Linked DNA regions of Homo sapiens: region 1 is linked to region 2. The links are chromatin loops, found by intact Hi-C in ENCODE. Cell type or tissue: heart right ventricle. All regions are shown on one strand. Each heading gives the region's core, and the rest is flanking DNA. Links, peaks and the distances in the headings are about the cores only.

The links. Peaks named below come from ENCODE experiments on the same cell type or tissue, not always from the same donor. Only the 100,000 strongest peaks of a DNase experiment are listed, where the experiment ranks them.
Region 1: it touches region 2 in a loop (3-fold over the local background); 28 of 110 quality-filtered maps call a loop at or near these places.

The regions. Positions count from the first base shown.
Region 1 is chr4:122,828,345-122,839,274 of GRCh38, forward strand. All of the region lies in intron 1 of FGF2 (fibroblast growth factor 2), which reads left to right. Among named protein-coding and RNA genes, the nearest start is that of FGF2, 7.0 kb to the left of the region's middle. RefSeq lists enhancers at 1-443, 1-19. In heart right ventricle, for the core only: no CTCF peak of the experiment used is centred there; no DNase peak of the experiment used is centred there; H3K27ac peaks cover 307 bases.
Region 2 is chr4:122,756,095-122,768,996 of GRCh38, forward strand. No RefSeq gene overlaps it. Among named protein-coding and RNA genes, the nearest start is that of BBS12, 30 kb to the left of the region's middle. RefSeq lists an enhancer at 10,780-11,074. In heart right ventricle, for the core only: no CTCF peak of the experiment used is centred there; no DNase peak of the experiment used is centred there; H3K27ac peaks cover 1,721 bases.

The sequences.
Region 1 (10,930 bases), core at 2,092-7,091, 71 kb after region 2:
CTGATGGAATTTGAAGTGAGAGAAAGAGGACTAGAATATATTGTAACCTGTCCTCCTGTAAGTGTATGTAAACATGTGTTTTAAAAGCTGTGTGTTATGGCGTTCCTTCCTTTATGGGTTCCAGGTGGAGAATCTGATTCTCTCATTGCCTGAGAAAAGACCCACAGGGGTCCCAGCGCCACTCCCCTGTAGTTCTGCCTTTGTCTTGGGATGCTAATGGGATGTCATGAGGGGAGGTGGAGGGGGGCTGGAAGAGAAGAAAATTCTACAACCAAACGTGAATTGGCAGAAGAATGGGCAATACACTTTCATATGAGCTGAGTCTTTATTGCTTCCAAAATAGCAACCTGCAAGAGAGGCAAGTATTTAATTTTTTTCAGGCTTGCCATAATTTAAAAATTTTATCAATCACTTAATCCCGTAAAACTGAAAAGATGCTTGTAACCTATTAGATGGGTTAGTGCTAGTTCTCTATTCTGGTAACTTGAACTCATCTATTTCAAAAAATTATCTTTGTGATTGAAGTTTGTTCTGCAGTTGTCTGCTACGCCATCTCAGCTGACAAGGGCAAGGTGCTGTGTGTCCCAATTGGTTTTGTTCTTTCTAGTATCACAAATTATTTATTAAAAAGCATGTATTATGACCAGAAGACAGAAGAATTTCCCTTTAAATTAAATTAATATTTGGGGCTTCCCCTAATACTCTTTTTTTTTCAGACTCTATTAGTTGCTGAATCATTTTTTCTTTGAAGATTTTGATACCCGATTCGCCTTAGAATAAAACTATGTAGAGGTTAGCCAGTGGACATAATTTTGAATTGCATACCACATTACCACCGTTGTAAAAACAACCGTTAACTTTTTCTTCCTAACTGTGAGTTGGGTTTTCATTTTTGTAATCTTACTTTAACTCTGTGGTTCTCAAATGGGGACGATTTTGCCTCCCAGGGGACATTTGACAATGCCTGGAGACATTTTTGGTTGCTGTAACCTGGAAGGGTGCTACTGGCATCTGGCAGGTAGAGGCCGGGGATGCTGCTGAACATCCTACAATACACATTATAATACCCTCAACAAAAACATTTTTGACCCCAAATGTCACTAGTACTCAGGTTGAGAACTCTGCTAACTTTATAACTAGCTAAGGACAAGACATTAAAAGGGAAATGTAGAATAACTCATCCAGACTTGTGGAGACTACCAATTTTTTTAAAATTTTTTATTTCTATAGGGTTTTAGGGACCAGGTGGTAGTTGGTTACATGAGTAAGTTCTTTAGTGGTGATTTGTGAAATTTTGTTGCACCCATCACCCAAGCAGTATACACTGAATCCAGTTTGTAGTCCTGTCCCTCCCCAACTTCCCACCCTTTCTTCCCAAGTCCCCAAAGAGACTACTCTTTTTTTAAAGGATACCTGTACCAGGCAATAGACTGACAAGAATACAAATCTAAAAATGACAAATTTCATCTATTTCTATGTAGCCCAACCTGGACATAAATTTAAGTACAGTATATTATTTTCTCACATATTGGATGTTTACTGATAGTTGACCAAACCATGAGGAGACCCCCCAAAACAAATAAAACTGACCAGAAAACATGGAGAAGAGTTAATAGTAGCCACAGTTTCCTACTACATTATGGCTCAGATTTCTAGACCTGTTTGAAAAGTTGAAAAATCTATGGTCTCATTCCTCAGACTGTTTTGTCCAACTGACCTGAACATCTGTCACTGGAATTTTTTTTCCTTTGGCATGACACTTTGTGCCTACATGTTTTCTAAACTGCAGGTAACTTTTGAAAGGCCAAGTTCAACCATTATCAGATTTTAACATTTAGTATGGATTAAATTGTGAGTGCAATTTCTTCCCCAAAAGCTGGCCAGAAGGACTGGAGTTTGGGGAGGGATGCTTTGAAGACTGTGATATAAATGATGGGGTCCTGGAGAGGTGCAGGGGAAGAGGAGGCAGAGTGGGAAGCTGTGAGGTAGGAAAGAGAGGAAAATTTTCTAAAAGAAGAGGTAGGAGAAGATGACACAACACAAATGTTTCCAATTTTTCAGTGTTGCTGAAGGTCAACTGTGCTTCACACCTGGGCATTCTCCTGAATTTGCACTCAAAAGGGCCCATTTTCTGGCGTTTTTCTCATAGTCCTGGAATAATCTTCATTTGACATGAGAGTCTTGATAAAAACAAGATGTTAAAAGTGGTTAGAGAGTTTCTCCTTCTCCAGCATGTGCGCTGCACTCCTGCCTTTCTTTTGGCATCCTTAACTTTTGGCAGGCCTCTTTCAATGCGGTGGGAATGGATAATATTAAGTATGTACTCTAAAGTAGCAAGCTGTGTAAAAACATTCAGAAGAGAGAACACTTTATCCCAAGCAGCACGTACAACATGTGGTAGAGTATAGTAAGTGAAATGTATGCTGCTTATGTACACTTAGTATTCAATTTATTCCAGGTGCTCTTATTTACAAAAAAAAAAAAAAAAAAAAAAAATGAGAGTAGTTAGAAGTACTGTATCTACCCTTGGGCTTCTCCCAGGAGGTGACTGCCTGTGTGCCACACTTCTTTGCTTGCAGGCTCCAGAGGACGCTGAGACTTGGAAAGGCAGACCTGCCCACCCCAGTGTGGAGCAGGGGTGGCTTGTAGGTGGGCCTGACCCCTGGGCTCTTTGCTACTGCATGTGTTCCATGCAACCCCAAGCATAAAAACATGGACTTGTGAAATCAAAGGGAGGCTTCAGACCTTCTGGTTTACCCATCTCTTTTTACAGAAGAGGATACTGAAGCTCAGAAAAGTCACCAATTACTCAAGTTCACTTGTGGGTTTCCTCTTTTTTTATCCTGAATGAGCTTCTTACCACCTGGTCCCTTGCCTTCTCTTCCTGCCATCCCTCAGCCTCAGTGCGCTCTTCATTCCACCATAGAGTGTGCCCTGCTGGACCCCACTTTGGTTAGGCTTCCTCCATTTCAGGGTAGTGAGCTGCTAGCCCCTTTGAAGAGTTCTTACTAGTTTACGGGTGCCTCAGGTTGATTTCCTGGGGTTTTGGATAAAGCCACCTTTCCATCTCTTCACTACTGCCTTTGGGGTAAATAGAACCATTGATTTAATAATACACGTACTAGATTCTCTCCCCCCACCTCTCTTTGGTAATATCTGGCAAGTGGATAGCAATAATTTTACTTAATGAACGTGATATTTACTGTAATAAATATTGGGTGCAGTAAACAAATGAAGTCAGAATCTAATAGCTCATTTAATCTTGGAAATCATGTAATCAGTACAGCAATGAAAGGACAATTCATGAGTCATAGATATTACCACACCTTAGGAGCCTTTTAAGATGAGTTTGATGCCAAGTGACTTCAGCCTAGAAAAGGCAATATCCCCTCATGACATGCCCTGAGGGGTTTCATTTGTTTATAAAATGACCGTTATGTAATTAGACTTTGACAATGGTGTAACAATTGGGTTTTAAGTATTCTCATTTTGATTTATGATGCCATTTTATGTGGAAGGACATAATTTTAAAGTTTAATTAGAAAATAAAATGTTACAGATGTAATGAACAAAACAAGAACGGTTCTTTAAATATCATAAGCATAAAATTGACTTTCTTCATCTATACACTGATTCTGAGAACTCATCATCAGTGATGTTGAAAAGACAATTTAAGGTCTCACATTATTGGAACTACTATTTTAAAACCACGAGATGCCTGTACAAGCTGGTAATTACACATGTGCTGTAGTCTTTGCTTGTTTTTCCAATTCTAGTGTTTGTTGATTTTCCAGATACCCTACTTGGGCCCCTATGTCCCGTAGCACACGTCTGTAAGAAGGCTGGCATGGGATAAAAGTCTATGACCATGAAACGGAGCAAGGCAAATCTGTATCTTTGGGGCACATATCTTTTTCTTTTTTTCTTTTTGAGACACAGTCTTACCCTGTCACCTAGGCTGGAGTGCAGTGGCACAATCTCAGCTCACTACAACCTCTCCTTCCTGGGTTCAAGCAATTCTTCTGCTTCAGCTGTGATTACAAGCACCTGCCACCGCACCCAGCTAATTTTTGCATTTTTAGTAGAGACGGGATTTCACCATGAATTTTCCTGGCTGGTCTCGAACTCCAGACCTCAGGTTATCTGTCCACCTCAGCCTCCCAAAGTGCTGTGATTACAGGCGTGAGCCACCGTGCCCAGCCTGGGGCACAAATCTTAACCTCATCAGGATATTCTGTCCAAACAAATGTATTTTGTTCTGTTTTATTTTTGAGTTTGTCCTTTTCTGTGCTCTGAAATTAGGATCTGGTCTAGTACTTAATTTGTATATTGTCAGTGCTCAATAAATAGTTAATGCTTGATTGTTTGCATAATAATTTGGAATAATGATTATCAGTGTAGAGTTTTAGCTGGATCATTAGAAAATGCACTTATGGCACTGTGATTTTAAGTGTTTCCTTGTTGTATCCACTGTTCAGTTAGCTCCTGCTTTCTCTTTTCTCCCTTTAATAATGACCGCCAACAAGGCCTTTTAAGCTAGGTTATGTATAGCCACAGGAATTTAGGAGAGGAGGAAAAGAAAAGTGGCAACTTCCAGGGGAACTCACCCTTTGAGCCATAGACTGTGGTTCTTAGAAGCCAGACCAGTCTCATTCTAAACACCTTCAGAATATTTTTAGTTTGAAGAAATTGGAAGGGCCTGGAGGCAACAGACAGCCAATATTCAGTGTTTATGTCTCATCCAGCTGTCTTCTGTCACTCTTCCTGCACAAGGTGACTTTTGACTTGACCGGTGTATCTTTGATACTTACTCATTTACAGAAATGTATAATGGATGTGTGTGTGTGTGTGTGTGTGTATGTGTGTATTTGTATTTTTATAGAGCTATTGACTTCTGCAATTTAACCTCTAAGATGAATTATCCAATAGAATTCTGAAATGAAAAGTTCACAGATTTTCAAGGTATTTTGGAGATTTAAAAATTGAAGAGAAGCTATGTGAATATTAAGTGTATGTTCCAGATATAATTGAACAATTGAAAGGAATGATCCTGGTTTAATTTATAATTAAGCTATACATTAATTTATAATGAAAACTTGTAATTAAATGATAACTCAAATTAGCCAAGAAAAAAGTATTTTTTAAAAGAAATTTGTACAGAGTAGTAATGATCTGGCTGCATTCTGTGAACAGATTATTCTCTGTTCATAATTTAGGCACCTTAAGATGCTGGCACCTTAAGGTAGGAACCATGACTTCTTTATATAAATAAACATCATAAAAAGCTCAGTACTTTTTACTCAGAGAGTGCTCACTAAATGTCAGCTGATGAGGAAAACATTCTCTGTGGAACTTGCTGTGAAATAACTACTCATGAGGCATATGCTGTATAAAGCTTGGTCAAAGTTTACAGTTTTCTTGGTGTCTTGACATCTGTGTTTAGATACTTGGTCAATCTTTAAATGAAGATAATTATATATAGCAAAGTTATATTTGGGAAACATTTCGGAATTTTGGAGACTGGCTATTAGTTTTTCTTAGAATAATCTAGAGAAAGATGAATCATTTTTCAGGAAAAATTGTTTAGAACTTTTATTGGGAATTCTGATTTCCTTAAAAGTATTTAAGATTTTTATCATGTACTATTGTTGTAGGAAAATCCTGGTTCTTGTCACACGCCCAGGAAAGATTAGGCTCACAGACACTTTGGAGGGTGAGGGGTTATGGAATTTATTGGTCAGAAAGAAAAAAGGAAAAACAACACAGCAAAGCAATAGGGGTTCATATTAACAGGCCCCCATCTCACAGATTGATTCCCAAGTTACCACCCCGAACAGGAGAGACCAGTCTCCTCCCTGCAAAGGGCGTGAACTTCTGTGGCTCCACCCCATTCTCCCAGTGTGCAGGCCATTTGGAGGTTCTCCAGGGACCCCTTTATACTTGGCTGTCCTGTCTCACTATGCAATATAAAACTTTCTCAGGTATGCTGTGCATTGTTTTTCATTCTTATTTTCTTTTGTGAATAATATCCTGGAATCAGTACGTTCTTCTACATCATCTCCTTTTCTTTTTTTGAACTCTTTTAAATTCTAGATTCTGCCCTCAGTATTCCACTTAAATCATTCTTATGAGAGCACCAGTAGTCTTCTAATTTAATCATGTGGCCTTTTCCAATTTTTCATGCTACTCTGACATGTGGCAGTATTGTCTGCCTCTGACTTCTTGATAATTCCTTGGCTTCTATTACATCACATCAACCTGGTTCTCCTTTTGAAACTGCCTTTGCAAAAGTTATATCTGAGAAAATTATGACACTGCCAGAGATATGACCTAGCCCACTCCCCTCCTCTTGCCTTTAGCTTTCAAGCTGCCTTAATCATTTCTGGGCTTAGGCCCAGATAACTTTGGGAGATAGTTTAAAGGATAATAAGCCTTCCCCAAAACTCAACTGCCTTTATAAAGCTAATGAAAGGCCCTCAGGCTTCAGGGGAGGACAGGAATCTGAGTTGTGCTAAGGTGTAGACGTATTAATAGATTGCCACTAGTGCACCAATAGTGGTGCAGATAACACCACTATTGTAGATTGGCCTTTTGAGATATCTTTTCAGGTTTTTTGCATGTCTGACACCCATGGCTCCAGCTGGACCTGCTAAACCACTCCTGTGGCCCCACCCAGGAATGGTTCCACTCAAGAGGACAACTTTGACCCCCTATTATTTCATCTTCAGCCCAATGAATTATCAGTAAGCACCCATTGCATAGCAATCCTCACCCTTTCCCCCAAACTGCTGTTGAAAAACTCCTATCCCATGAGCTGTGGATGAGATTGGTTTGAGTACTAACTCTATCTCCCATGTGGCTTTGCCGGCCTTGTGTTTATTAAACTCTTTCTTTACTGCAATGCTGTGGTCTTTCCTTGTGCAGCAGGCTGGAAGAACTCCTCAGGCGGTTATACTTTTGCCCATCCAACTGTCTTTTTTTCCACTTTCTTCTGTTTTTTTTTTGCATTTGTATTCCCCCAAGGTTCTGTTTTTAGCCTTCTACTCTTCTTTCTGTGTACTTGTATTCCTTCAGAAGATCATGTATTGTCTCTGTCTCTGTCTTGATTCCCCATCTCAATTTCCCACTGCTTGGAGGGCAGACACACTGCCATAGCTTCAACTTAACATACATAAAACAGAACTTAACACCATTTTCTCAAACTAGCACCCTTTCCTCCTGAATTTCTGCTTGTAGTGAATTATTATTCTTGTCTCCAAAGCTAGACACCATGGAATTGTCTTTGATGCCTTTCTCTACTTCTTTCGTATATATCTCTCTAAAATGTTTCCCAGCCATAGTGATTTCCTTGCCCTGCCTCTTGATTTAATGACCTCTACTCTCCTGCAATTTTAAGCACTAACCAGACCTACCTGGCTTTCCTTCTTAAACATGACCTACCTTATTTCTTACTGTTTACCATCCATACCTTCCTGAAGCTGTAGCACTCTGTGCTTTAATTATAGTCTCTTTAATGTGTCATAACGATTACTGTCACAATGATTGGCCTTTCTTCATGTGACTCTTGTTTTTGAAAAATCCTTCTTTTTCTTATCAATTTCTCTCTCACAACTCCTCCCATCCTCACCTTTCTCTGGAAAAATCCTTTAAGATCCAGCCCAACAGACTTCTTTGTGAAACTTTCCTCTACCTTCCCAGGGAGAATTAATGGTTTTTACTGTTTTCCCATATACTTGGTACATAGTCTGAACACAGAACTTCATGCTTTCTGTAATAGTTAGTGGTTTATGTGTCTGGCTTCTGCACTGGGACTGTGAACTCTTTGTAGGCAAGCACTGGATCCCATTTGCTGCATCTATCCTCACACACAGTGGCCACTCAAAGAATGTTTGTTAAATTGAAGATGTACTCAATAAATTAGCCAAGTCTCTTAACTTCCTTTCTGACCTTCCCTTCACGTCTCCTGTCTTCCTTGTCATCTTAGCCTTTAACCAGGCAGTTTTCCTTAAGCTGAAATGTCCTGTCTGTCCTCGTACCTTATCCCATTTCCAGTCATGCTTTGGGCCTTATTTCTTTCACATCATCCTGTATCCATCTTTCCTTTTCTGTGTGCTATCTAAAAATTCTCTCTAATAGCTTGTTGTATTTTAATTTTATGTCCCCCAGTTTTACTGGAAATTCCTAGCTGGCAAGAAATTTTTATTTTTAAAAAATCCAGACCACATTACCCAGTAGTTCTTTACTCTTTCCTATTCTGAGGGTCTGAGGCTGAATTTACTCATCCCAGGGTCCTTTTGGCTTCATTGCTGAATGAGTGACCAGTCTGAGTCCCATGAAAAGGTTCACTCTATATTTGTTGAATGGGCAACAACTTCAAATAAGTATAAATACTATAGTATGAGGCATATAAAATGGTAAATTGAATGCAACAGCACTGTAGTTCTTTTCTGCAAACACCTTTAACATTATTCAAGGGAAGCAATAAAGGCAAAGCGTAGTCATTTGTTGGATCACTTTTTATTTTGGAAACTTTTCAGCTGTTAAGTAACATATTAATATTTCTAGCCAACATTAATGCTCAGTTCTAGAACTGGTTATAGTACTCTAATTAAGGAACGCAGACCTGGGAATTCATACCTGATTCAGACACTTCAATCCTTACGTCAGTGTGTCTCTCTCTTACTCAGGTCTAAAACCAGTGAATCATTGTAAAAGTTAGTATTGGGGACTGTCTGGTACCATTGTTAATATTTTGGGCTGTGATGAAATGGCATGGATAGTTTCATCTGAAAATTTATTCAGATTTATGACCCAGTATTCATCACAACAATCTGAAAAACTCTTAAGAGGATAGAAATTGTATGACAAAGTGAGTCACAGTCTTTGTGATGTGATGTCTGCAAGGGTGGGTGGGAGAAATTACTGAATGACCAGTCTCATTCTACTCCTTTCTAAGCTGAATCATTTTGTAAATAGAAAACAATTCATAAGTTTTTAGGTGGCCTTACATCAATAGGAAATGGAAGAGATTAAAACGGTCAAATAATGCTTCCATTTAAAAAATTACTTTTGGAAACATATCACTTGATAAACACTTTGCTTTTGAATTAGAAATGCAAATAATCTTTCTACTGCCTGCTATATATCTTTTAATCCAATACTTGCTGCATGTCTTCATGTATTCTTACTTTTTCTATTAATTATGTTACTTTTCTTGCCTAGATTTTTTTTTTATTCTACCAAGTGTCATTTGACCTTTCGTCTTATAGCTATTTCTAGTGTTGGCTCATTTGGAGATGGGGTGTGTGTGTTTGTGTGTTGGGGAGAGGTGTCATTTACTCACTGGCTGGATGACTACTTGAATTGGATGGGGACTCAAGAGAAAAAGGTCCCTTTGATTTTGGAAATTCTGATTCTGGGATGGTATCATCTTGCATTTTGCATTGTGGGTCCTCTTCTGTTAACTTTTCATCTAAGCTTTTCTCCGAGTCATATTTTACCTTTAAATGTAAGACTTATTAACATTATTTCCTTATCTTCTTTGGGGTAAGGCATTTATTTAAAAAAAGCTAAGTGAAAAGAGAAATATTCTATTTTGAATGTGTTTCTAAGTGTTAGTTCTCCTTACATATTTATATATATCTACATTACTCTGAACTCAGTAATGGGAGTATAATTGAAGTGAGATTGGGAAGATAATTTTGTTAACTGTTTTAATTGAGTGTACTAATGTATAAAGACATAGACAGAAGGTGTTGGATTGAAAAATAACGAATTACAGAGACACCCTCAGCTGTTAAAGGATGAGAAAAGTGAGACATAGATTATTTTTTGGAGGGTGGTATGAAAGCCCTGAAGTATTCATGGGATCTGTCCAGCTCTGTCCAGACAATGAGGGAGACTGCCATGGTGACTAGGCAGAGTCCCTTTGCTCTGTGGTAGAGGAAGGGTCAGGTGTTTGGCCTTTACCACTGCACTATGTTCCTAGGACCCTGATATTTACCAAGTACTTATTGAATGAATGAGTGAGTGAAATTTTTGAGAACATGCTCTATGCCAGCTTTATAAATAATATCTGTTTAATCTTAAATACAAACTTATGAAGCAGGTGTTGTTATCTTCATTTGACAAGTAAGAAAATAGTTTTTTTCCTATTGGCTTTTCAAAACATGATCTCTTTGTCCATAACAACTGGTGATTGTGCATTCTAGACTTCTTAGTGTTTAGAATACAAGTTCATGGCCAGAATTCCGCATGGACAAACTAGCAGAAATTTGAACAGAAATAATGATTTAAGCAAATAATTTAAACTCTTTCAGAGGCTTTGCCATGTCCAGCAAAGTTGAAGTGTGTGCCATCTATTCCTCTGCCCCTTCGTCTATTCCACTCTCCTTTGTTTAGGAAAGACTTCTGTCATGATTTAGTATGAGACAATTCTTCTTTAGTATTTAAGGGCTTCTTAAGATTTTTGAGTGGCATATACAAAAATAGCGTAGCATGTAATTAAGAATGAATACCATACAGCCATGCACTGCATCATGATGTTTCGGTTAATTGCAGACCTCATGTATGATGGTGGTCCCATAGGATTATAATACTGTATTTTAACTGTATCTTTTCTATGTTTAGGTAACACAAATACTTAGCACCATGTTACAGTTACCTACAGTATTCAGTACAGTAATGTGCTGTACAGGTTTGCAGCCCGGGAGCAATAAGCTATACCATCATCTAGGATTGTGTAAGTACACTCTATGATGTTCACACAATGATGAAATTACCTAAGGATGCATTTCTCAGAATGTATCCCCATAGTTAAGTGACACATGATCATGTAACACAGTGGTATTTGTGTATTTAAGCATATCTAAACATTGAAAAGGTACAGTAAAAATATGACATTATAGTCTTATGGGACCACTGTCATAAA
Region 2 (12,902 bases), core at 3,587-8,586:
AGGAACTTCTTATTCTGTTATTTTCCCCACACGTCAAGGTTACCATTATTAATATTTGGGGGTATGGCTTTCCAAGGCTGCTTCTATGTGTGTAGATGTAGATGTGTTTTTTACAATCCAAAGTGGGGTCATACTAAACATGCGGCCATATAATCTACTTCTGTCAATTAATATATCAAGAAATTCCCCTAATATTATTAGAGTTTAGTAAAATAGTTTCAATGGTATCATATCATTCCAGCGCAATAACCTACTATAATTTATTCAACCAATATCCTATCAGACATTTAGGTCAATTCCAGCTTGGGAGCTATTACGGACAAGGGTATCATAAATAGATTCTAATGGAATCTTTCCTATTATTTGTGATTATTTCTTCTGGATAAATTCTTAGAAATGGATAACGGGTCAATAGGTAGCTAGGCATTTTTAAGCTTTTCTGATATATATGTATTTTTTGAGAGGTGTGAATTAATATTTTATTTTTATTTTTATTATTGTAGAGACACAGTCTTTCTCTGTTGCACCAGGCTAGAGTACAGTGGCATAGTCAACTCACTGCAGACTTGAACTTTCAGCCTCAAGCAATCCTCCCACATGAATTAATATTTAAATAGTCTGTCCATTAAGGAAATGATGAAAATTCCAGTTTCTTACAGGTTTGAATTTTAAAAACCACAAATTACCTTGTTTATGAAAGAATTATTTGATAATCTTCTTTGAGTTTTCAATGTTCACTCATGGGGGAAAAAAACATTTTCCTGAGATTCATGTATAATTCATTATTCTTATTTCCAAGTTAGATGCTCCCTGAGACCCCTGGGAACAAAACTGGGCAAACAGTAGATTTGTATAAGGAGTCCCAAAACGTGAAGGAAAAAGCCTAGGCTAGAAGCCAGCACCACCATTTACAGTTAGGTGGATTGTGCCCTTTGCGATATATTTTTGCCAAATTGTTCTCCAGAAGGCTCTGCAAATGAACGTGTCTTTTCCCCAACCCTTGTCAACACTGAATATTATCATTAACATTTTTTTGGACCAATTTGAGTAAAAATGCTATCTAATTTTAATTAAACTTTTTTTTGATTATTAGTAAGGGAGACAAAACAGTGACTTTTCTTTATTTTAAAAAAAAGATTTGGGCCGGGCGTAGTGGCTCACGCCTGTAATCCCAGCACTTTGGGAGGCTGAGGCGGGCAGATCACGAAGTCAAGAGATGGAGACCATCCTGGCCAACATGGTGAAACCCCGTCTCTACTAAAAATACAAAAATTAGCTGGGCGTGGTGGCGCGTGCCTGTAGTCCCAACTAGTCAGAAGGCTGAGGCAGGAGAATCGCTTGAACCCAGGGAGCTGGAGGTTGCAGTGAGCCGAGATCGTGCCACTGCACTCCAGCCTGGTGAAACAACGAGACTCCGTCTCAAAAAAAAAAAAAAAAAAAAAAAAAAAGACTTGTAAAATGTCTATTTTCTTTCCTTTGGTGTTAGATTTAGAAAGGTCTTCCCAATTCCAAGATTTTGTTACAATCTTCTATATAGACTTTTTAGTACTTTTGTTATCTTACCTTTCACATTGAAATATTTCATCTAACTGGAATTTGTTTTAGTAGGCAGAGGTTATGAGTTAAGACTGTAAATGAACTTTTTCTAAATGGTTATACACTTGTCCCAGCATCATTACAGAGCTTTCATTGCCCATCCAGATTTTTCTTAGCAGGGAGGAAGAATGCCAGCAGAAAAAGAGAAATTAGTTCTCAGTTGCTGAGAAACATTTTCATTTCTTTCTAATTATGGATTCATACTGTTCCACACTCTTATCATTTTTTTCTGCCACCCTAGTGCCATATATTACTGAAAAAATAATATAGTAGAAACTTGTTGCACTAAAAGTGCTGAGAATTACGCCACTATCTCTTTTTATAAAAATCTTCTTGTGTTATATTGACAGCTACTCTCAAAAGTGTTTTAAAACACACTTTCACCTCACTTCTTTAAAACTTTGAAGCTCTGAAAATCTAAAGATGTCTTCTTTCTTTTGACCTGTAGGTGGCAAACTTCTACTCCTATGCCCTTTGAAAATTTTGACCTGCCGCTTTAAAATCCACAAAATAAAAGATTATTGTAGTGTGGAGTAGCATAAATCTGTAAGTAAGGGATTAAAAGTAACAGGAACTCTTTGGGCAGTTTCTTTTTTATTACTGTATGTTTGGAGCTAGTCAGCATAGGCCAGGGTCAGAGTCCTGGCTCTGCTATTAACTAAAGGTGACTTGGGAAAGTGATTCATTTTCTCTTGGCCTGTTATGTCGCATGTAAATGACAAAGTTGAACAAGGTCACTCCTCTTATACTTTTTTACTCTAAATTCTATGATTCCTATTGCTAAATTATATCCCTGACAGATTTTGAGTGATAGTGAAACCCATTTGAAAGGGAGAAATATGACAAATAATGGCTCCTTAAAAGATTATAATGGTAAGGCCAGGCTTTACAATTTTATTATGGGCACAACAGTGTGGATGTATGTAATGCTACTGAACTACACACTTAAAAGTGTTTAAGATCATAAATGTTATAATAAATTTATGTAACAACAAAATTTACGTAATTATGTGGTAAAATATACATAACATAAAATTTATGTAATTTTAAGTAAATAAAATTTATTGTCAAAAATTTATTATACCATGTTTATAACACGGGGTAGGGCACAGTGGCTGACACCTGTAATCCCAGCTCTTTGGGAGGCCAAGGCGGGAGGATCACTTGAGCCCAAGAGTTTGAGACCAGCCTGGGCAATGTTGACAGACCCCATCTCTAGAAAAAATTTAAAAATTAGCCCAGTGTGGTAATGCACGCTTGTAGTCCCAGCTACTCAGGAGACTGAGGCAAGGGGATCGCTTAAGCCCAGGAAGGTGAGGCTGCAGTGAGCTGTGTTTGTGCCACTACATTCCAGTCTGGGCAACAGAAGACTATCTCAAAAAAAAAAAAAAAATGGGGGTTTCAAAAATTGGTCAGTTATTGATTCAAGCCATTATAATGACTTATTTTATTACAAACTGGAGTAGTACAATAGAGAATGAAATAACTTTTTCAATTATATCGAAACAAATTAACTTAGATCTATTGTCACTAGAGCCATATCAGTAAATTACAATGGGTTCAAAAATAGAACATAAAATATGAATCTACCAGAAACTAGACTATACAATGTAATACTCAAAGAAACCAGAATAACATATTTATCCCTTTTGTGGATGGCGAGATAAATTAGTGGCTATTTAAAAAATAGGTTATTAAATGCAAAATACATATTTCCATATTACAAGAATAAAAACACCATCAAATGACAGGAAGAACTAAATGTGACACACCATAAAAAGGTTACTATTTTATATATATAAATATGTTTCAGCTGGGCTCTCCCTGATCCCAGGTTATACCTGACCCAAACCTTATATCCAGTAACTCCCCTCCTCAAAATTTTATTGTGCCTCATTCTCTCTCTCTCTCTCTCTCTCTCACACACACACACCCCCACCCCACACCTTTTTACTTCTCTTTGTCGTCAGTGTTTTATTGCCACTTTTTTTGCCGTCATCACCCTTTATTTCCCTAATCTTAGTGACTATAACCAATCCACCTTTTGTATCAAGCACTTCTTGGGCTTTTTACTTTATTAAAAATGTTAGTAAGTTATAGAGGTGACAACTTTCAAAATGTGGAGTGGTGACCTTTTACTGTTTCCTCATTACACCCTCCTTTTTTGCTTTTATACCTTCTTTTCTTCTCTTCTCTTTCCCTTTTCCTTAATGAAAATAATCCCTAGTCTCAGGAGGAGCTGTTCTTATACTCACCCTCCACACAAACTGCCATTTTCCTAAAAAGCACAGCCCTTCCTAATTAACAGGCCTACTGGGTGTCTAATTTTATCTATAAGTTTGGCATTTAAATTCCATTTAATAACAAATAAAGAAAAACAATTTACACAAGAAATTTTGGGAAAATGCACGACTTTGCTCTATAGGAGCAGTATAGAGCAAAACACTTTACAGCAGCATTACATCCTAGTGAAAATACACAAAAGATAGAACTCAGTGTTAGTGGGCATGTGGAAAAGCATGCATTTATATACCTTGCTGGAAAAAATAAAAATTGGTTCAATTTTAAATTGTTCTTATACAAAAATGTTTATAATTCTTATACAAAAATGTTTATGGGCGTATTATTAAAAAATGAAAGCAACCCAAATAATCCACAATGGGAGACATTTAGACAAATAAGATATATTAATATGATTAAATGAGTACTGCATAGTATTTTTAATGTCAAATATGTATTTTACTTCAACACATAAAAATGTTTATTATACCTAATGCTAAATGACGAGTTAATGGGTGCAGCACACCAGCATGGCACATGTATACATATGTAACAAAGCTGCACGTTGTGCACATGTACCCTAAAACTTAAAGTATAATAATAATAAAATAAAAAATTTTTAAAAATGTTTATAAACAGTGATCAATTAAAACAGAACCCAAGATAATATTAACTTTATTACTATTTAAAAACAACAAAGATTACAACTCATAAGAATATAAATAATTTCAATTTCTGTTCAATTTGGAAAGTTGTTTCAAGTTTTTGAAATGACAATTCCAACTACTAGTCATAATTATTCTATCTAGTATTATATCTCTATGAAAACTAGGACCAATTGTTCAGCCTATTTGACTTGATTTTAATAGTTTAAGCCATTTCCAAAAGATTTTTTTCCTTCTAGAATTACCTTAACCAAAGTTTCCTACATACTAGAATTTATTTATTTATTTAGATAGTTAGTTAGTTATTTTCAGACAAAGTCTCACTCTTGTCCACCAGGCTGGAGTGCAATGGCACGATCTCGGCTCACTGCAACCTCCGCCTCCCAGGTTCAAGCGATTCTCCTGCCTCAGCCTCCCAAGTAGCTGGGATTACAGGTGCCTGCCACCACGGCTGGCTACTTTTTGTATTTTTAGTAGAGATGGGGGTTTCACCATGTTGTCCAGGCTGGTCTCGAACTCCTGACCTTAGGTGATCCACCCGCCTTGGCCTCCCAAAGTGCTGGGATTACAGGCGTGAGCCATCGCACCCAGCCCATACTAGATTTATTTTAAGTTACATTTTTCCTGTGCACTAACTGAATATAGGACTATATTAGATATCTTTAAAAGTTTATTCGTGTATGGCATTCTCAAAAATACCTGGCCAATACTGCTTAAAACAGTCAATGCCATCAAAAACAAGGAAATTATGAGAAATGGTCACAGCCAAGAGAAGCACAAGGAGATAGAAGGACTAAAGGTAATATATATGGTGCCCTGGATAGGATTGTGGAACAGAAAAGGAACATCAAGTGATAACTAAGAAAATCAGAATAAAGTATGGACTTTAGTTAAAATTATGTATCAATACTGGTTCATTAATTGTGACAAGTATACTATACTAATGTAAGATGTTAATAAGGGAAAATAGATGTGGGGTGCTATGGTCTAAATGTGCCCCCTAAAATTCATGTATTGGAACTGTATTCTCCAATGCAATGAGGTTGGGAGGTAGGCTCTAATGGGAGGTGTTTGGGTCATGAGGGCAAAGCCCTCATGAATGGATTAATACTGCTATAAAAAGGGCTTTCAGGAGTGGGTTCTCTCTTCTCTTCTGCCATATGAGGACAAAGAGTTTGTCCCTTTTTTGGCCCTTCTGCCTTCCTTCATGTGAGGACACAGCAAGAAAGCCCTCATCAGATGCCAACACCTTGATCTTGGACTTCTCAGCCTCCATAGCTGTGAAAGAATAAATTTCTGTTCTTTATAAATTACTTAGTCTTTGGTATTCTGTTAGAGCAGCACAAAGCAGCCAAGTACCTGGGTATATTGGAATTCTCTGGACTATTTTCACAATGTTTCTGTAAGTCTAAAGCTATTCTAATAAAATTATAAATTTATTTTAAAAACACATTAGTGTGTTCAGACTAACAGTACCTAATGTATTGAAATTAATGTACTAAATAATTGAACCTAGTTTTCTGTGAGTAGTAAGCTAATAAGGCAAAAAATTACTGGGTCATATCTATAATCATGTAATGGTTCAAAAGAACACATCAGTAACAGAAGATACCCTTCAGTAAAGCGAAAGATACATTATTAAAAGCCGAGAATATAGAAAGTACTCTATACAGGAAAGAAACATCCTTACCCCAGGCATATGTAAGTTATTTCCAAAAGGAACAAATGATGGGAATACATCCCAAGAGCAGACTGCCAATTCTAGCCTCTAACAAAACCTTCTTATCTATCATTATGTCAAGTTGTTACTTTTATACTATAATATTTAATGAAATCTATTTCAGACTATTTTGAGGTTTCTTTTCCTTTTCTGAATTTTTTTTCCTTTTCCATTTATTTTGCCATTTTTCCTGGCAGTTTTATTTTTAAAATTTCCCAATATGTTTATCTAGTGAAGTGAAGAAGAGTCTTTGTACACTGTCTACTATGAATGAAAGCAAATTGGGAAGTTCCCGGCCTGTTGACAATGTTGAGCCCTGGTTTGATGTCTAAAAAAAGTAGACTTGTTTCCTGTGTTAACCTCAGTGCAGGAGGTGGAAAAGGCCACTTCCCGATAGGTTTCCACTTTGGGCTAAACATCAAATTAAAAGAAGTGAAACAGATGTAATACATTTGTCCCTCACCACTTAATTAAATCATGTATTAAAATAGTTTCTTGTTAATGGATTCAAAATGTTTTAAACTAACATTAGTGTTTTCTTGTTTGAAAGCAATAGAAACTTCTGTTGAAGTCATTTATTTTCCTACAAATAATCATTGGCTTCCTGTAGTATTTCTAAAACTGCCTTGTAAGAATTACATGCGCCACTTGTCAAAATGCAGATTTCCAGACCTAAAAGCCGTCTTTTTAATTAGAGCCTTCTCATCAGTTAAGTTTTTTGTAGTAATCCTTAACCCCAGCTACACAATAGAATCACCTGGAGAGCTACTAATGTCCCAGCCTACCCCTTTTATACCCCAGATTTTCATTTCTTTTACTGGATGGGGCCTACACACCAGTGGGTTTTAACGCTCTCTGGTTGGTACTAGGGTGTAGCCAGGGTAAAAAACCACTAGTCTTGTGTTTGGAACCAAAATTAATCAGAAAAACCTGTACTTTGCTCCTCAGGCTTTATTTAAAACACATTGGCTACCGAACACACCATATGGATCTCACGAGCATAAGGTTGAGCAAAAGAAGCGAGACACAAAAGAGAACATACTAACTGCTAATAGATTCAGGGTTTCATTTGGGGATCATAGAAACCCTATAAATATCTGGAATTAGATAGTGGTGATGTTTGTACAACATAGTAAATTTACTAAAAACCACTGACATGTACTTTGGGTTTTTTTGTTGTTGTTTTTTGTTGTTTTTTTTTTTTTTGACACTGAGTCTCGCCCTGTCGCCCAGGCTGGAGTACAGTGGCGCGATCTCGGCCACTGATCACCGAGATAAAGAAAACAAACAGCAGTCTTAAGGATCGTACTCCGCCTCCCAGGTTCAAGCAATTCTCCTGCCTCAGCCTCCCAAGTAGCTGGGATTACAGGTGTGCACCATCATGCCCAGCTACTTTTTGTATTTTCAGTAGAGACAGGATTTCACCATGTTAGCCAGGCTGGTCTTGAACTCCTGACCTCAAGTGATTCGTCCACCTCAGCCTCCCAAAGTGCTGGGAATACAGGCTTGAGCCACTGTACCTGGCCGACGCATACATTTTAAAGTAGTGAATTTTATGTTATATAAAGTATATATAATCTTAATTTTAAAATGTTATTAAAAATAGTAAGCATGCTGTATGACCATGTTTGCAAATTTCAAAAACAAGCATGTCTTAACCAAAGTGTTAGAATTCAGTTTAGTGGTTATCTTTGGGGAAGAGGGAAGAAGTCGTGAATAGCCAGGAGAACAAGGAAGGCTCTGGGATGCTGACAGCGTTCCTATTCCTTATCCTGGGTGTTAGTTACAGGGGCAAACTTGCTTTGCGAGCATTCATTTTTGAGCTGTATATTTATGATTTGTGCTTTGGGAAGACTCTGAGTCATCGAGAGAAGCTTAAAAAATATTCAAGCTCCTCAATTTTCCTGCATTCCTGAGAATGCAGGAAAGACTGACTAAGATTTCTATCTTAACCTATAATCAAAGCAAGTCTCCTAAGACATGACGATAATTTTTGACAGTAGAGGTCATTTAATATTGGAACAGTTTACCAAAGAAGGCTATGGAATCTCTGTCTTCAGAGTTCTCTGAAAAATAGCCTTGCTGTAAAATCAGTTCTGTTTTGGGACAGTATCTTGTAGTAATTGGTCAGATACTATTTGAGATCTAATCCAGTCTACATTTAAATTATATCTACTTTTTATTCTGGAAATAAAAAATAAGACAAAACAAAAACTCGGAGATCCTTGATTCCTCCTACCAGGAAGATACTTGCCAAGAAGACTTAGGTAATGCATATATTTTTAGTTATAGCAAACTATTGTAATCTAGTAAGCCAGTCATCAAGCTGAATTTCCCTAAACTCAATTTAATTTTTTCTGTCTTTCTCTTATTGCCACCACATTTTTCTTAATTGCTGTCAATATGCTGACAGTCCTAGACTCTTCTTTCCTTCTTTCTTTACTTACTGCTTTTCCAGGCTCTATGAATTTAGTTCTTTCTCACTTTCTTTATATGCTCTGGGGTTTTATCACTTCATTGCCTCTTTTAATATTTCTCTAGTTTCACTCATATGTCTAAGACTTTTCATTTCCAGAAATGACTACGATATTGTGAGGCTCTAGAAAATGTCCACTTCATTTGCAATATGTTTGTAAGCTAAGACAGTATGGTTCAACATTGTTCAACATTGACTCCTCTGGTTCCAGGATTACCTCTTTAGAATTGAGTCATTTAGCATTGCCACTGATTTCATAATCTCTCTTTTTGCATGCAATCCATTTCCTTTGAAATCTTTTTGTGAATTTCCAGAGCCCCTTCTTATTCCATTACTTATCCCATTCCAAGACTATGCCTTTGTATTCTTACATCTAAGGTTTTATTTCTTTTATAAAGAAACCAAACAGCAGTTTTAAATTTGCTTTGTTCTTAATTGTTCTAATTTCTCCAAGGCTATCACCATATTATAAGTTCTCATAATATTAGCCAGATTCAGAGAAAATGCCTAATTTTTTTTCTAGTTCTCAATTTTTCCAATTGTTTCTTCATTGATTGACAAATCTTATGTCAGCTTTTTATTAATGATGCTATTTGTTTTCACTTAAGGAAAGTAAAATAACAGAAAAAGTGCGTCTTATTTACCAGCTACTGAGTATGTATGTATCCCCTTATTGAGGATCAAATCCCTGCAGTAGCAGATAATTTTTCTAGCTAGAATGAATTTTATAGATTTTCTCTTTGAATCACCTCATTTTACAGATGAGGAAACTGAGACCCAGAGAAATTCACATAGTTAACTACTAATAAAGTGATTTTTATTTCACAATTCTTTGTCACTTTATCGTGCTTAACTTACATCTTTTTTTCTGAGATATGTGTGTGTATGTATATATCTGTGTGTGTATGTGTATATGTGTGTGTGCATATATATAAACATATATATACTTTTTTTTTCTTTTTTGAAAAGACAAGCTCTTTCTTGCTCTGTCACCCAGGCTGGAGTGCAGTGGCGTGATCTCTGCTCACTGCAACCTCTGCCTCCTCAGTTCAAGCCAGTTTTGTGACTCAGCCTCTGTCTGGAGTAGTTGAGATTATAAGTGTGCCTCACCATGACTACGCCTGGCTAATTTTTGTATTTTTAGCAGAGATGGGGTTTGACCCATGTTGGTCAGGCCAGTCTCGAACTCCTGGCCTCAAGTGATCCACCCGCCTTGGCCTCTCAAAGTGCTGGAATTACAGGCATGAGCCACCGCGCCTGGCCTCTAAGCAATATTTTTTAAAATGTTAATAATATTTTTAACATGGGCACACTGAGCCAGTTTAGCTTTCCTCATGTTTATTTTCTTTAAAACTGTTTGGTAAATCATTACCTCCTTTTTAGTACTAGCTGTTCAAGTTAACTATTTCTGCACCGTTTAATACATTATTATATTAGCACAAATTTAAGAACTTTCTCAAGGTGGTGCACCTTTCTCTGTTGGGGGTAGTGTTTAATATATTAATTTCTTTTTACCCCCCCTTTACTGAATTTTCCAAGTCTACTCCAAGAAAACATCAATTTTTCTACATTATCAAGCTTGATTTCTTTTTAAAGATACACCTTGGATGATAACAACAGCTGACCTATATTAAGCATTATGTTTATTGCTCCCATTTTACTGATGAGATAACTGAGGCACAGAAGTGCTCTTCGTGACACGGCGGGAGGAAGCCTAGGCTTTCTTGTTCTAGATCTAATTCTCTTTCTACTTTTTTTGCAGCAATTTGGTTAACATGATTCAATATTGCTGACAAACTTCATTTTTGAATAAACACCATTGTAAATCATAAAAAGTTTATTTTTGTAAAATTACCAAGGCTATAAATGTGGAAAAGATATTAAATTCATTTTCTCTAGCTTTAGGCTCAAACATAGTAATGACTAGTAGCATCTGAAGTGGTGTGCACCCACTCCACAGAGGGCACAAAAAGATGCATGGGAGCACAGGGAGAAATATCAAAACTGCATTTTTATTTAACATTGTATATATCCCATTAATAAATTCAACTTTACGTGTTGCTTAATGTGCATTCTATACTTGTATATAGTACTTGTGTATAATTTATAAATTTGTAAAAGCAAGATTTAACCTCATCCAAAGAGAGGCCTGGTCTTTGCCCTCAGCTCCCAGGAGGTGATCTCTGAGCCCTTGCAGTGTCCTGCCTGATAAGAGTATCTTTGTTTACCTGGGGACGTTGGGCCACACTGGATAGTCTAACAGTGTGATGTATGGTGTGGTGGGGGCTTGGGGCCATGCAATATCAGTGTGACATTTGGTGGGACTGGAGAATAAAGGCATGACCAAGCCCCACTAGAAACTGTGGACATCAAGGTTTGAGTAAGCTTCCCTGTTTAGCAATACTCGTGTGTATTGTCACACATCATTCTTAGCAGTAGTTAATGCTGTCCATGACTCCACAGGGAGAGGACAGTTGGAAACCCTGCCCATGGAACCTGCCTAGACCCTGCCCTATGCACTCCTTCCTTTGGCTGATTTTAATCTGCGTCTTTTCATTGTAATAAACCATAACTGAGTATAACAACAGTTTTGAATGAGTTCTGTGAGTCCTAGTGAATTATTGAACTTGAAAGTGGTCTTGGGGACCACCTGAACTTGCAATTGGGGTCAGAAGTGTTTATGGACCTGGGTTCTTTCACACTCTGTTTTGGTAGCTATGAACAGAAATGTTGGGCCCATTAGTCTAGGCCATATTAGCAAATGATTACCTATTTTCTTCTTAAAGTTCTAGGAAGATGTAAATTTCTTTAATGATCTGTGTCTTAGTCCATTTGTGTTGCAAATGGAGTAAATGTTTTTGTTGTTGTTTTGTTTTGTTTTGTTGGGGTTTTTTTTGAGACGGAGTGTCACTCTGTCGCCTAGGCTGGAGTGCCATGGCAAGGTCTTAGCTCACTGCAACCTCCATCTCCCGGGTTCAAGCGATTCTCCTGCTTCAGCCTCCTGAGTAGCTGGAACTACAGGCATGCGCCACCATGCCCAGCTAATTTTTTTGTATTTTTAGTAGATTTGGGGTTTCACCATGTTGGCCAGGCTAGTCTTGAACTCCTGACCTCAAATGATCCACCTGCCTCGGCCTTCCAAAGTGCTGGGATTACAGGCATGAACCACCACACCCAGCTCAAGTGGGCTAAATGTTATAATATCTTAGACTGAGTAATTATAAACAACAGAAATTTATTTTCTCAGAGTTCTGGAGGCTAGGAAGTCCAAGATCAAGGTACCAACAGATTTGGTATCTGGTGACAGATTTTTACTTCCAAGATGGCACCTTGTTGCTGTGTCCTCACATACCAGAAGGGAAAAAGCTGGGGGGAGGGGGAAAGGGGCCTAGCTAATATCTTCCAGCTCTTTTATAAGGCTGCTAATCCCATACATGAGGGCTCTGTCCTCCTGACTTAATTAGCCCTTAAAGGCCCGAGCTCTTAATACTATCACATTGGCGATTAAGTTTCAACTTACAAATTTTGGAAGGATGCATTCGGACCATAGCAACCCATTTTACAATGATGGTATAAATATAAGGCCATTTATGACAACAATGAATAATGGTCAACTTTCACCTGCTTTCAAAATCTAAGCCCTTTTCCTATTTTATTCTCCTTGAGTGTATTGTTCTCATCTTCAGTGCATGAAAAAAAATGGCATAGAGGCATAATTTTTCAAAAGCCAATTACCTCAATGGCTATGGTTGCAAGCTCTCATGCATGGTTCATGAAAGTCCAGAGACTGGTTCTTCTTTGTGATGGTAAAAGAAGATGTGAACTTATGAATAAAGGTGACAAGATACACATGGCCTCATATCAGGCTATGAGAGATTAAAGCCAGAGGGCTAAGTAAACCTTAGCTTTCATGAGTTATCTAAGAATTCAGTGCTCTAATTTTTCCCTGATACTGGGCCTGGAAAAAAAAATGCTTGAAATGACGCTTTAAAAATTATACTGGGAGAAATGAGGCTAAAGCTTCTGGAACCATAAAGATTCCACAGAACTTTTTTCGAAAGGAATTAAACATTTGTGCTATGAATTAAATAGAAGTCTAGAAATGGCTTCAAGAGATGAGTAAGGAGGACGGGGTAAAGAGGGAACCTCAATATCACAGAATATT